Regions from separate parts of the Homo sapiens genome. Here region 1 is linked to region 2. A link is an interaction called in ENCODE POLR2A ChIA-PET data of the cell type or tissue named here. Cell type or tissue: Panc1. All regions are shown on one strand. Each heading gives the region's core, and the rest is flanking DNA. Links, peaks and the distances in the headings are about the cores only.

Region 1 (7,787 bases), core at 1,753-6,752, 87 kb before region 2:
AAGCATATCAAAACTACACACAAAAGGCTTACTTACTTCAGTTCTTATTACACAATTCAACATTCCAACTTTAAAAAAAAATTACAAGCCATGCTAATTCAGCACAGAGAAAACTGTGTCCCCAAATATGGCACTTTCTTTAACATGCTGAGCTAAAGAAGCAACCTCAAGGTCTCTCTAACCTCACCCCTACTCCTGTGTCTCAACGCTTTTGTCTCTCCCATAGCACAAGATAAGGCTGTTAACTAAGGCTTCCTTATCTACCTAAGTAACAGACCCCTAAAGAACACAATTGCCTTCCATGCCTTCCCTGAAATCTCATTATCTATCTCAGAAAATAAGACTGAGGAATGCAACCATACCTGGACAGCCTTTTTCAAGCAATGTTTGCCTCTCAGCTCATTCAAAGTCCAAAAAGAATCAGTTACAAGTTAATTTCTGTCTACTCTGTCTACTGGGTTCCTATTACAATAAGAAAACTGGGTTCCTGGTTTCCTATTACAGTAAGAAAACCCATACCCTTGCTCAGCTCCCTAACAATAGGTGCTGTCAACTGGTTTAAACCCAGACCACTACAACACTGATTGGACAAAGGACTGACCTTACCTTCTTTCCTGATAAGCTATTACAGTTCTTAAATCAGTTTCAGCCAGCTTATGGAGGCTGCATATACAATTATTAACTATTCCTCAAAAGAATTGCTTACATTCACCATCTCCTTCTTCTTCTAAGAAGGTAATATAAGCTTCTGTACTACATCAGGTTAGTGGGTGATCATTCCCCTGCAATTCCCCCAGGCTATGAGTGTTAAAATAAATTTTGTATGGCTTTTGTTCCTGCCTTTTGTTAGTTGATTTTCAGTGAACTTCAGAAGGTAAAGGAGGAAGCTTTCCCTCTTGGTCCCTACAGTTTTGGTCCTGCAAGCAGGGTAACCAAACAGCTCTGCTCTTCTAGAAGCCACAGTCTAGAGAAACTGGGACCTGACAGGTTGGCCAAAAAAACAAAAAAAAGTAAAATTTTCTTACCAGTCAGATTTCTGCATGTATTTTTGTGGAATCCAGTGAAGCAGACAGTAAAAATTACTGATTTTCTCTTTTTCCTTTCCAAATTTAAGACTCATAGTAGAAAAGAATTTCTGTGACTAGTCTTAGGTGTAAAAACTCTGGTGTCTTTTTGGTATAAATATTCACACTGTCTGATCCCTTTTCTCCCAGAAATACCTTTGTTTTGTGATCTGAGAGACCAAAATAGATACCCCTTTATCAAGTAAGATGGGCCCTAAATTTAAGGGAAAAAAAAGCCATCTACAGGTCGAGGGTTCAGGGACTGGCTGGCATGGCAAATTCTAAATTCCTATTACAATAAGAAAACCCACACCCTTGCTCAGCTCCCTAACAATAGGAGCTATCAACTGGTTAAAACCCAGACCACTACAACTCTGACTGGACAAAGGACTGACCTTACATTCTTTCCTGATAAGCTATCACAGTCCTTAAACCAGTTTCAGCCAGCTTATAGAGGCTGCATATACAAACTGTCTTTGTGTCCTACAGTTTGCCTTTTTTTTTTCATTTTTCTTTTTTTTTTGTGATGGAGTTTTGCTCTGTCACCCAGGCTGAAATACAGTGGCGTGATCTCGGCTAACTGCAACCTCCGCCTCCCAGGTTCAAGCAATTCTCTTGCCTCAGCCTCCGGAGTAGCTGGGATTATAGGCGTGTGACACCACGCCCAGTTAATTTTTTGTATTTTTAGTAGAGACGGGGTTTCACTGTGTTAGCCAGGATGGTCTCGATCTCCTGACCTCGTGACCTGCCCGCCTAGGGCTCCCAAAGTGCTGGGATTACAGGCATGAGCCACCAAGCCCGGCCTACAGTTTGCCTTCTAATGTAAGGAGCCAAATTCCACCTCATGTTAATGCTAAAACACTGCCCAAATAAACATGGTGTGTATGTTACACACGTGTTTACCCATTGCACATGCATTCAGCTCCCCTCATATACAAAAAACATGTATAACTTTCCCCCCCAAACCTGCTAAATAAGTATGATACAGGCCCTGAATGGCATAAAACCCAACCTGCTCTTCCCCTCTTCGAGAAGAGAGCGCCTTCAAGTTCATGCTGGAGATTTCCTCTTCCTGGCTTGCAAACCGATATTGCCAGTAATAGACATCTTATAGCACTCTTTTCTATTTAGCTACTCTAGTGGTCTTTTGGAGGACAGATTTTCCTTTGTCTTTGTCTTCTTTTGTCATTTCATCATAAAGAGGATTACCATAGAATAAAATACAGGCCTAAAATCCCTGCCAGTCTGTTGTTTGAGCCAGCCTCTATAGACTGTGAGCTTTACAGTTCTTATCAGATCAGCACTTGTTTAAGACAAACTGTGCTGTGGGTCACTGAAATAAAAACTGGATGAGGTTCTCCTCTTGTCTTGTTTTATGTTCTTGAGGGCTTGACTTGTGACCAAGTGGGAGCACTCTGTCCGTCTCCACCTTAAAATAGAGCTTTTTTAAATAAAAACCTCGGTTAACAAGGTCCCCAAAATATCTTGAGGTCCTTGGGCCACTCAAAAAGTGACAATTTTTGCTTAAATTTTTGCTTAAAATCATGGGGCATGATTTTTGGGTCTCATCCGATGGCCAGTGTGAAAGGACTAAAAACCTCAAGATATGTGCAATTTTAAACAACACTCTCTTTGTTTCCTATATGCCAAGCTCTCAGGGGAGTTTACGTCAATAAAAAGTACCATCCATAAAGGCCTTTTGCTGTCTCAACTCTCATTGCCCGATTAGTACTGGGAAAGTCCAGTTCCAGGAGGACCTGCCCATATCACAGATTAACAGGTCTGTAACTGGCAACCCCCCACAAATTTGTGAGATACTGGAGACACTGTTCCGAAAACACTGTTCTCAACCATCTGTGACTGTAACCATCTTTTTGCTCTCTTAGTCTATTTATAGGCATTAATTTTGGGTGATCATGGGCATTGTCTCTTTGACACCCTTTCCAGGAACTCCTTTTGCTTATATGGTAAAACTTATTCTAAGCCTAACAATTACCTCCTGGTCTTTCCATAAAGAGCCTTATTAGATTGAATCACTATTAAAATAAGTACATCATTAGATATTCATTAGTCATTAGTGGCCAGACAATGGATCTTTAAGTTAAAAAGACTCCTATGTGGGAAAAATATATATATTACAGATGTCTCTTTCTAAACAATTACCTTATTTTTATTTATGGAAAGAAAGATCAAATTAGATAAAAGATACAAAACTAAAGAGCATAAATCTGACCCAGAACAAAAGTTAAAATCCTTTGAAAGCTCAAACTTCCTGTTTTGGATTTTCTGTGGGATTTGCAAGAAAGGCACTGCACTCTGTAGCCTCATGGCTAGGATTGGGCACTTTCACCACTGCAACCCAGGTTTGATTCCAGGTCATGAAATCAGTTCCTTGGAAATGTAAATCCTTTGACTCAGGAAAAGAAAAACATTCATACAAATTAGTTTACATTGTTTTCAATTTATATTTGCATGACTCTTGACCTTTGGGGATATCCATTTGTTTATAATCCTTTCTTCTCCCATAGACAGGTTTTTAATTTCCTGTTGTCAAACTATTTGTCTCCTTTAATTTTCTGTCCATGCAGCACATGGGTTGTCAGGCCTTTGTGTACAGATGGTCAGCTGAGACACTGGGGTCCTGGAAAATGAGACCACACAGAGATGTGGGTTGTATCCCATTTGTTGCTAGCAAAATTTTTCTTCCTTTATACTACCATTGGGAGTTATCTGAATTTTGGAATGGTTACAGCTTTTGCTCCTTCTTTGGAAAACTTGGCTAAGGCCATAAAGGGCTTCTTGATTTTAGTCTCATGTGTGCTTATTTGTTTTGATTTTGATCATTTGTCTAGGTATATCTGGTTTAAAATCGGTTTGTATTCAGGCTGTGATACAAGTGGTTCTTTAGGTTTTTTGGTGTTTTGGTTTCATTTGTCTTTCCCTCTCTATTGAGCTGGAGAGACACACCCTGCAGCACCACTGACAGACAAAGTAGTGAGCAAGTGCGGTAGACCCCACTTCAGGCAGTGCAGGGAAACACACTGCTCCTGCCGCTGCCACCACGTCCTCTTGGGTCCAGCAAAAGGCTGGTGGGTTGTGTGACAGAAAGTTTGCTGCTTGTATATTTAATTATTTATTTATTTATTTTTAATAGAGCTCTAAGGTCAAAAGCTTAATTAAAAGCTTATATTTTTCTCTGTTCTCTTTTAAATCCTTTCTCCCCAGGAAACTTCTTAGAAGATTAGAACCCTTTCTCTTAAACCCTTGCTAACTAGAACTACATTAGCCTTTTGAAATGTTTAAAACTCCCCAAATTGACTTCTAAGACTTGTTCTTCCACTTGCTCTGCCCGTTTCTTTTTGCCACTTTTGATACCACATGAAGGGATCTAGAGGGGACTTCTAGCAACTCTGAGACTCCTTGAAAAACACAAAAATATGCCACTGACCTCCTTATATTGGGACCCCCTGTCTTCTTCATGGAACCCCAGGAGCAGTACTAAGGTTCCTCTTAGCTCTGGTTTATGTTATCCATCATCATTATGATTATTATGCTAAATTGTTGAAGGCCACAGAAAATAACCAAATTTCTTTGTCAATTGCATCTTTAACCATGGCCATTTTAAGCTGTGTTGCCCCCAATCAAATGCATTATTCTGATGCCTTTTTTTTTCTGAAAGCTCTTTGCAAATCCTAAAATGTTGTGTCTTCAAGGAGTTCAGCGAAGGGATTAAAAAAAATGACAAATACAGGTTTCTGACAAATTTGAAACCATACAATTGAACTGGCTAAAAATTCTAAAACTCTTTTTAAAAATCCCCTTGGATTGTCTATAGCTTTACAGCAATTTGGTAAATTATAATTTTTTGAGCAGAACTGAAACATTTACCTTTTTCTCTCCTGATTTCTCCAGAATTCAGAAACTGTTCATGCATCTTTTTGTTTGATGGCAATATAGTATTTTTACATAAGTTCAGTGAGAATCTGCTCTCTTTTGTAATAGGACGCAATTGCAGACACTGTTTATTTCACCAAGGTTATGACTGGAATCATATTTTTAGATATGACCAAACTAGTTTGAGGGATTGAGGTTGTCTTTAATGGGGACAATAAAAATCCCCTTGGAAAAACTGATCTAGCACCTTGTCTACATGGTTCCTTTACAGGGTTCCTGCCCTTGCAGTAAGCAAAAATTGCCACTTTTTGAGCGGCCCAAGGACCTCAAGATATTTTGGGGACCTTGTTAGCAGAGGTTTTTATTTAATTTGTATAAGTTTTACAGACACGATCTGAGAGCGAGGTTAATCCTAGGCAGGCTTCCTAGTCTTAAGAGGCTTTTAATTTCTTATACAAAGTTCCAAAATTGCCACTTATGAAGAGGCTATAGGATAAATCATTATTCTTACTGCACTTTATGTAAATAATCAGGCTTATTTATTTATTATTATTTATGTAAATAATCAGAGTTAATGAAACTGAACTTATTTATGAACAAATTAGTCTTGCTGAAAACATCTTTGGTAGAAATGAAAGACTGGAGAGAGAAAAATTATGTTTCAGAAGACCTATAGTATACATGTTACTCGGTTCTAGTACCATCTATTTTTTAATTAGTTTTTTTAATTATCTGGACTGAATCCCAAATTTTTAGTTTCTTCCCATATCTATCTTAGATTCACCAGACTAACATTTCTAATTTTCGTTCACCCTTTCTCACTTGGAATTACTAAAAATTAAAACTGCCTTTTTTTCTGAGGCCCTAAAAACTGAAGCTAGTCACTCAGGCTTTAAAGAGAAATCAACACAGAGCTTATATTTGAACAAATTTTGTACATGGAGAGAATAAACCAAAAACTCTGTTAGATTGCCATTAATCTTTTCAACTAACTGCCCTCCAAATGCTAAAGAAACTACTCTATAGATTACTCCAGGCATTAACCTTTTCTTCTGTTCCTATGGAAATGCCATTTATTAAAAATCTGTTTGCCTACCTCATATAGAGGCCTAGCTGTGAGAGCCCATCTGCAATGCCATCTCCTTAAATGAGACACAACTATTTAACTGAACTTACTTATTCACAGAAAGGGGAAACTAGTTTAATGGTATCCTTAGCCACTCAGTTGCTAATTTGGTATTTTTCTCTCCAAAGACACCAACTCAGCTTTATGTGTGTGAAACTTCTAGGAAAGCTTCAGACAGGGAAACGTTGGGGCACAGAAAACAATGCCCCAAAATATGACACTCTGACATGTTGTGCTGAAGAAACAGCCTTAAGCTCTCTCTGACCTTCCCCTGACTCAAATCTCAACCCTTCTGTCTCTCCCAAAGCAGAGGATGAGGCTGTTCTCTAAAGTTTCCTTATTTACCTAAAAACTGGACTCCCAAAGAGGAGCACAACTATCTTCCATTCCCTCCTTGAAACCTCATTATTTACTCCAGAAAACAAGACTGAGAAATGTAGCTACATTTGGATGGATTTTTCAAAAACTAAGGTCTGCCTCTCAGCTTATTTAAATTCCAAAGAGAATAATTTTAAAGTTTACTTCTGTCACCTGGGTCCACTCATTGTTCTTAATAATCATTTACTATCCCTCAAAAAATTGTTGAAATTTTTCAACTCCTCCCTCCCCTATGAAGAAAGGAATATAAGATTCTGTATCCCACTGGATTATTTAATTATTCTCCTGTGATTTCCCCATGCTATGTATATTAAAATATATTTTGTATGGCTTTTGTTCCTATTAATCTGCTTTTTGTCAGCTGATTTTCAGTAAACTTCAGAAAGTAAAGAGGGAATGGCAGACACAAAACCACGGATCCAGGAAGCTTAGAGAGCACCAAGTAGAGTAAATACAAAAAGAAAAAAAAATACCTAGATATAATAAATTATATATTCAATCTCCAGAAAACCCAAAAGAAAGAAAACCTTGAAGGAAGCTGAGGGTCAGGAGATAAAGGTAGAATACCTTGCCTGTGGAAGAACAAAGATAAGAATTAAACAATTTCTGATCAGAAACCATGCACACAAGGCAGAAAAGTCAAATATTTAAAATGTTGAAAAAAAGAAAACCTACAATTTTCAGCAAAATTATCTTTCCAAATAGAGAAATAAGGACATCCTCAAACAAACTGGAAAAATTATGTTACCAGATGACCAACCTTATAAGAAAAGTTAAAAGAAGTTCTTCATGCTGAAGGAAAGCTAAATAGGCTAAAAACATGGATCTACATTTAAAGAAAGAAAGAAAAGTGTCAGAGAAAAAATGTATTAAGATAAAACAGGATTGTGTTTTTCTTATTTTTAACTGTATTTTGGTGCTACTGTAAGACAACTGTATGTTTAAAGTAATCATGATAACAATGTATTAGGTAATTATAGGTATGAATAAGTGAAATGTAAAACAGCATTGTCACAGGAATTAATTGAGAATGCTCTGCTGTAAGTTACCTGCACTACTTATAAATGAGTATAGTGTTATGTGAAGGTTAAGTTAGACTAATTAAAATGTATATTGTAAACTCTAGAGCAATAACTAAAATCTTTGTTAAACAAGAATAATTGATACACTCTGAAGGAGATAAAATAGAATCATGTAAAATCCTTAATATCAGAGAAGCCATAAAAAAGGGGTAGGATAAGCAACAATTAGTATGATTAAATATAAGTTATAATTATAATACATATTAATTACTTATTACATATTAATACATATTAATCACTGTA
Region 2 (7,787 bases), core at 1,121-6,120:
CAAAACAAACCCAAATCATTACTAATCACCATCTATGCTATTTCTACCAGTATAACAAAAAATGCTACATTGTTAAATCCTTCAGGCTGAAGCCACACATTATTCATATTTCTATCATCAAGGAAATAGAACGTAGTAATGCTTAGTAAATAGTTATAGGGAGAGTAAATGAGAATCTACATTGATTTATCTTCTTACACTGATCTAGATATGTCTGAGTCAATACATAACAGCTAATAATGTAATTTCTATTATTTCACAAATTCTACCAGAAGTTGTGCGGCAATAATAATTACTTTGCCAAAGCTATGAACATTGTACAGGAAATCTGTTCCATGGTTACAGGGCTACACAGCTCACTTTAATCATTTTTGTCAAGGGAAACTAAGCAAGAGGATATAGGTGGCTTTTCTTTTCAATCATCCCTGTGAGGAAAAAAAAAACAATGAAATCGTGTGTCATCTACATTTGTGAAAATACCACATTAAGCCAAAACAGGGAGAGAGGATCTTACTGTTTAGATTTATTTTTTAAAAAGGAGATGACTATGGTGTGCTGGAAAATATATGGATGAGGAGGAAAAATAAAGTGAAGATGCAAAATTTAGAGTTTATGGTCAAAATTAAGCAATGACAGAACGTCCTCAGTATTATCAATAAGTGTTTAGAAAATGGCTATAAGATACTTCAGATAATATGATATTGTCATAGGACAATATTGTCTAATTTTAAAATTAGAATATGTTTAGAAATGTGGTGAAGTACATCTTCTCTGTGTTTAAGTGATATAAGCATATGGAATATAGAATACTAGGGCTTACAAGCATGTTCTGATTGCACTAAAATAAAGAGCCATTGAAATAAAAATGCATTATTTACTCCTTATTTCCAGTTCAAAACAAGATAATCTTCCATATCCTCACCACCAGGTGGATTCTGGAAGATAATTATTTTGCACACTCAGTTCAGGTTCTTGATTCCAATGCAGGAGGTTACTGCAGGTTTTAGAGCAAATGAGAGCCAAAATACATAAACTTTATTGTTATTGTTGCTCATTTGACATATCCCAAATGAATGGGCATTGGCCATTCAGATGGAAAACAAAAGCCTGTTTATCAGCTGGTTAATTGCACTCAAATATGAAATAAGATTTCCAGCAGTGAAGCTCTCTCACATTTCTATTTCTCACCTGAATGATAAACTATCTGTGAACAGAACCATTTCCAACATCGAAGTGTTTATCATAATGAGGCACATCTGCCACAGGTGAATACTGACCTTTCAACTTTGGTCAGCACCCTGACAGCAGGTGCAGTCATAGGAAAGGAGGATGGAGGCAAGTTTCCTGGCATTGTCATCTTCCTCGTATTTGTTTGGCTTAACTTGGAAATGAGGAAATAACTAAGTAAAGCCAGAACACTGAAAATATTCCTTACACAATGTGTCTAGTGAATGCTTTTACTTCCTAACAAATTTTCTGGGTTGGGGAAGACTGGAATTTTGTTGTAGTTAATATATTTTATTAGCAATTTATTTGTTTTTCAAACAGTAGTTGGACAGGATTATTCATTGTATCATTTTTAAAATGGTACAGATACTTAACTGAGCCTGCCTGATATCTGCTGCATCACTCAAGAATCACTGATTCTTACTTTACCAGTGGGAAGATATTAAATATAGGGCCACATCGTTCCTCTGTGGAGCTTTTGGACAGGCTGGATGATCAACAAAGGGGATATTTTTTAAAGGCCGGGATAGTACGCTCCTCTGTACCAGTGGAGAAGACTTAACTCTGATACTATAACTATAACTTACTGAATACCTTTAATCATGTACTATAGTAAGAGCATTATTACATGTATTCTTTGTTAATGTGTGAACTTTCCAGTTTGTGCAGTCTCCGTGCACAAGTCTCATTAAGGCAGCCTTCTAGAATGAGTGCTGCTTACCTGGTTTTGACTTACGGGCATCAGAATAATGACAGCATTCATGGACCACATGTAACCCAGTCATATGATTTCAGTAAATAATACCACCTCTGTCTCCATCCCTCTTTTTCTCCAGCTAATACCTGACCTTCTACTTGTCCAAGGCATTATTGAATCCTGCTGAAAAAGTAGCATAAGAGATTTTCCTAGCTAGGCGGCTGTGGCTCATGCCTGTAATCCCAGCACTTTGGGAGGTCGAGGCGGGCGGATCGCGAGGTCAGGAAATCGAGACCATCCTGGCTAACAAGGTGAAACCCCGTCTCTATTAAAAGTACGAATTAGCCGGCAAGAGAGGCAAATTAGAGGCAGGAGAATTGCTTGAACCTGGGAGGCGGAGGTTGCAGTGAGCCAAGATGGCCCCACTGCACTCCAGCCTGGGTGGCAGAGGAAGACTCCGTCTCGGGGCGGCGGGAGTGGGGGGAAGGTATTCCTTGTGCCTCAGGAACTAATAATCTAATTAAAGTTTAATAAATAGATGGCTGCTCCTCATTTATGCTTCCTCATAATGACCCCCCCAACAATTTTCTTTTTGGAAATCCGCTCTCTTTCCTCATGTGTGTGAATTCCATGCCTCTCCCTTCCTTTTAGAAAAGCAAGTGGGGGCTTTTCTAAAAGGTCAAGAGATCTAGAGATCATCCTGGCCAACATGGTGAAACCCCATCTCTACTAAAAATACAAAAATTAGCTGGGAGTGACGGTGGGCTCCTGTAGTCCCAGCTACTCGGGAGGCTGAGGCAGGAGAATCGCTTGAACCCGGGAGGCGAAGGTTGCAGTGAGCCGAGATGGCACGCCATTGCACTGCAGCCTGGCAGCCGAGTGAGACTCCCGTCTCAAAAAAATATTAAAAAAAAAAAGGAAAAGAAAAGCAAAGGGGTCAAATCATTTTTTCTCCCCAGGCCACTAGTAGAGGTTTTATCTGTGGCCTCAATCTACCATTCGGGTCCTCGTTTTTAAGATATTAAAAGGAATTTGAGTGACTCAGGAACAGCCATCACCATGATGATGTTCTCACCTCTGTTCTAGCTATTGGATTGTTACTGTGATTTCTGCTACAAAATCCTATCCTTCCCGAATTCTCTTGAATCATGGTCTGAAGCCTCATCTACCAACTTAATTTTATGAGCCCTCACCCCTACCCTGATATTCTTCCAATAAGTTTCCTTTCACTTTTGTTAACCAGAGTTGGTTTCTGTTGCTTGCAAGGAAGAAACATTATGATGCATAAAGTGTGTAATTATGAAAGATAGTTTATAATTAAGATAATGTATGTAATATTGGGAGTGAAACAGACAAAAATACCAGTACTAAAGAAAAAGGAAATGATGGTGGTCTCAGCTAATCAGTAAAAGAAACTAGAGACAGTGACCCGGGGAAGAACGAGGTTTCAACAGGCACAGCGGAATGGATAAGAACTGGTTTTGTTTGTTTGTTTTGTTTGTTTGTTTGAGACGGAGTCTCGTTGTGTCACCCAGGCTGGAGTGCGTTGGCACCATCTCGGCTCACTGCAACTTCTGCCTCCCAGGTTCAAGCGATTCTTCTGCCTCATCCTCCCTAGTAGCTGGGACTACAGGCACTCACCACCATGCCCGGCTAATTTTTGTATTTATTTATTTATTTATTTATTTATTTATTTATTTATTTATTTTTAGTAGAGACGAGATTTCACCATATTGGCCAGGCTGGTCTTGAACTCCTGACCTTGTGATCCACCTGCCTCGGCCTCCCAAAGTGCTGGGATTACAGGCATGAGCCACTGCACCTGGCCTGAATAAGAACTTTCTAAGCAGAGAAAAGGGGCAATTGTAGTCAGGGAACAATGAATGCATCAACTTCTATGGAGTGGGGATTATCTCAGAGTGGTCTTTGCACCACACACATTTGCTTAGTATCTTCAACTGTTGGACACTCAGGAACATGGAGATTGATAAGATCAGATACCTGCCCTTGCTCTTTAAACAGAGGGGGATACACTTGGAGTGTGTTAAAAATGATTTTTGACCACTGCCCTAACTCTGTTCTGTGGAAAAATAGCATCTTCTCCAAAGTGAATTTTTAGTGTTACCAGTGTATTATTTACAGGTAGAAAAAGGAAAATAAATGCTAGACTTAACTAAATGCATTTAAAATTGTAATGAGCAGACGCTTGAAACCTTCAAGGGTAGCACTCCATGAAAATTGTGAGAATTTCTAGCTTCAATTGATTCTCACTTTAACACTTTGAGTAAGTGTAAAACCATTTGTAAAAAATATATATATATAACCTATATGCAAAGTAAAACTTAATCTTACAATTGTGATTGCTTCACATACTTCTCTGAAAAATCCTTACTCATAACTCTGCTTCTTTCTGACAGATTTTAGCTAGAATTTTTGTCATTTTTTCTATTTAGGGCACAGGTAAAGCAATGATGATTTCTATAGGCCATCTTAATGTTAACACCATTTACATCTTCTTTTTATATTTTACTATACTATTGGTATTTAAATTCCTCTTGCTGTAAATAGTGATTTTCTACTCCATAATCAAACTGAACTTTTCCACTGTAGGGACAAGGATGGCAAACAGTCATATGTAGCATAGTGAACAACTTCCCTGCCTGACATAATCAAGAAGATGTACTTGTTTAACCATCTCATGAGTAGAAGTCTAGACTACCCACATAGACTACCCATATACGATCCAAAGGGTGCTGATCAGGAGGAACTGTTCCATTTCACCTTAACTTTGAAAAACTGTCAATGTTGATTTGTGTGTGTGTGTATGTGTGTTTGAAATAAAGCAATGATGGCTCTCTGAATATAACACTGTTTATTTAATTAAACTTTTACAGTTCACATTTAGGTTGGTTCCCTTTTAACTACCTGGGTTATTTGATTATTTATCTTTTATGAATTCCAACCAGCAGAATTACTAGTATATATACATGTTCAAGGCTTTTAACCTGTAGAGAATGTTAGCTTTTTTTCTTGTCAGAATATTTGTACCAATTTATATTTAATATAGTACTGCATAAGCTACTGCTACACTGTCTTTTGAACTTGAGTCCTGGAGCCCAGGGGAAGGAGGAACATGAGTGGGTCATTTTAGTTGTTGCAGGAATGTCTAATCTGAATTTCCATTTATCAATCAGAAAAGTTATTTATTTATTTATTTATTTATTTATTTATTTATTTATTTATTTTGATACAGGGCCTCACTCTGTTGCCCAGGCTGAAGCGCAGTGGCATGGTCACGGCTCATTGCAGTCTCGACCTCCCAGGCTCAAGTGATTCTCCCATTTCAGGCTCCTGAGTACCCAGGACTACAGGCACACACCACCACACACAGCTGATTTTTGTATTTTTTTTTTTTTGTAGAGGCAGAGTTTTGCCACGTTGTCAAGGCTAGAAAAGTGGTTTTTTTTAGTTTAAATTGCAAGACTTTTAAATCTCTATTTCTCAGTATTTCTTATAAGATAAAACCTCTCCTTTGTAAAATTTATTTTTAAAATGTTTTTATTTTTTGACACATTGCAATTGTATGTATTTATGGGATACAATATGATGTTTCAGTGCTTATATATATATTGTACAGTGATCTAATCAGACTAGTTAATCTATCCATCACCTCGTGCATTTATAATTTATTTGGGGTAAGAATGTTCAAAAGCCTCTCTTCTAGCTATTTTGTAATATACGATGTTTTTCTGTTAACCACAGTCACCCAACTGTGCAATAGATTATGAAAACTTATTATTCCTATCAAATTATAACTTTGTACCCATTGAATAAACTCTCCCTTGTCCCCCATCCCCTCCCTTCTCTAATCACTGATAACTGCTATTCTACTCTTTACTTCTATGATGTAAAAAAATTTTAAGATTCCACATATGAATGAGAACATGTGATATATGTCTCTTTGTGCCTGGCTTATTTTACTATACATGATGTCCTTCAGATTCATCCTTGTCACAAATAACACATTTCATTCTTTTTAATGGTTGAATAGTTTCCATATATATATATAGATATGGAATATATAATATTCCATATCTATATATATATATATCACATTTTCTTCATTCATTCATCCCTTGTTGGACACTTAAGTTGATTCCATATATTCGTTATCGTGAATAGTGTTGCAATAAATATGGGAGTGCAGTTATATTTTTTACATGCTGATTTCATTTCTTTGGGTATATACCCAGTAGTACGATTGCTGGATCATATGGCAGTTCTATTTTTAATTATTTGAGGAACTACCATACTGTTTTTCATAATGGCCACACTCGTTTACAACCCCAACAATGTGTAAGTGTTCCTTTTCTCCACATCCTTGCCAATACTTCCTGACTTTTGTCTTTTTGATACTAGCCATTCCAACTGGAGTGAGGTATTATCTCATTGTGGTTTTGATTTGCATTTCCCTGGTGATTAGTGATACAGAGCATTTTTTCATATACCTGTTGATCATTCATATGTCTTCTTTTGAGAAATATTGATTCATGTCTTTTGCTCATTTTTAATCGAATTTTCTTTTGCAGTTGAGTTGTTTGAGTTTTTTATATATTCTGCTTATTAATCCCTTGTCAGATGAATGGTTTTCAAATATTTTCCCCCATCTTGTAGGTCATCTCTTCACTTTGCTAATGTTTTCATTGCTGTTTCAAAGATTTTTAGCTTGGTATAATACCATTTGTCTATTTTTGGTTTTCTTCCCTGTGCTTTTTGCAACTTACCCCCAGATAATATTTGCCAAGAGTAATGTCCTGTAGCATTTTCTCAATTCTCTTTCAGTAGTTTCATAGTTTCAGGTCTTAAATTTAAATATTTAATCCATCTTTAGTTGACTTTTGTATATGGTAAGAGATAGGAATCCAGTTTCATTTTTCTGCATATGGATACCCAATTTTTTCAGCACCATTTATTAAAGAGACTGTCTTTTTCCCATTACACATTTTTGGCACCTTTGTCAAAAATGAGTTTGCTGTAACTGCGTGGATTTATTTCTGCCTTCTCTATTTTGTTCCATAGGTCTATGGGCCTATGTGTCTGTTTGTATACCAATACCATGCTGTTTTGGTTACTATAGTTTGGTAATATAATTTGAAATCAGGAAGTGTGATGCCTGCCTCCAGCTTTGTTCTTTTTGATCAGGATATTTTTTCTTTTCTTTTCTTTTCTTTTTTTTTTTTTTTTTTTGAGACAGACTCTTGCTTTGTTGCCCAGGCTGGAGTGCAGTGGCACAGTCTCCACTCATTGCCACCTTCACCTCCGAGGCTCAAGTGATTCTTGTGCCTCAGTCACCTGAGTAGCTGGGATTACAGGTGTGTGCTACCATGCCTAGCTAATTTTTGTATTTTTGGTAGAGACAAGGTTTCACCATGTTGGCCTGGCTGGTCTCAAACTCCTGGCCTCAAGTGATCCACCTACCTCAGCATCCCAAACTGCTAGCATTATAGGCATGAGCCACTACCCCTGGCTGTTTGGGATTTCTTTAGCTAATCAGAGTCTTTTGTGGTTTTCTTACAAATTTTAGGATTATTTAATGTTAGTAGTTTTATAGATGTTGCTTTGAATGTGTAGACTGCTTTGGGTAGTGTAGACATTTTAACAATATTAGTTGTTCCAATCAATGATCATGGGATATCTTTCCATTTTTTGTGTCTTCTTCAATTTCTTTTATCAGTGTTTTATAGTTTTTCTTCTAGAGATTTTTCACTTCTTTGGTAAAAGAAGCCTTCAGCTTTACTCTTTTTGTTCAGAATTGCTTGGGCTATTCAAAGTCTTTTGTGGTTCCATATGAATTTTAGGATAT

What was found. ChIA-PET counts read pairs that join two places held together with the same protein. Peaks named below come from ENCODE experiments on the same cell type or tissue, not always from the same donor. Only the 100,000 strongest peaks of a DNase experiment are listed, where the experiment ranks them.
Region 1: POLR2A ChIA-PET joins it to region 2 with 5 read pairs; 2 of 35 experiments call an interaction of 5 or more read pairs at or near these places.

What each region holds. Positions count from the first base shown.
Region 1 is chr5:92,776,192-92,783,978 of GRCh38, forward strand. No RefSeq gene overlaps it. Among named protein-coding and RNA genes, the nearest start is that of LINC02058, 160 kb to the right of the region's middle. In Panc1, for the core only: no CTCF peak of the experiment used is centred there; no DNase peak of the experiment used is centred there; H3K27ac peaks cover 4,353 bases.
Region 2 is chr5:92,863,498-92,871,284 of GRCh38, forward strand. No RefSeq gene overlaps it. Among named protein-coding and RNA genes, the nearest start is that of LINC02058, 72 kb to the right of the region's middle. RefSeq lists a silencer at 1,165-1,459. In Panc1, for the core only: no CTCF peak of the experiment used is centred there; no DNase peak of the experiment used is centred there; H3K27ac peaks cover 1,437 bases.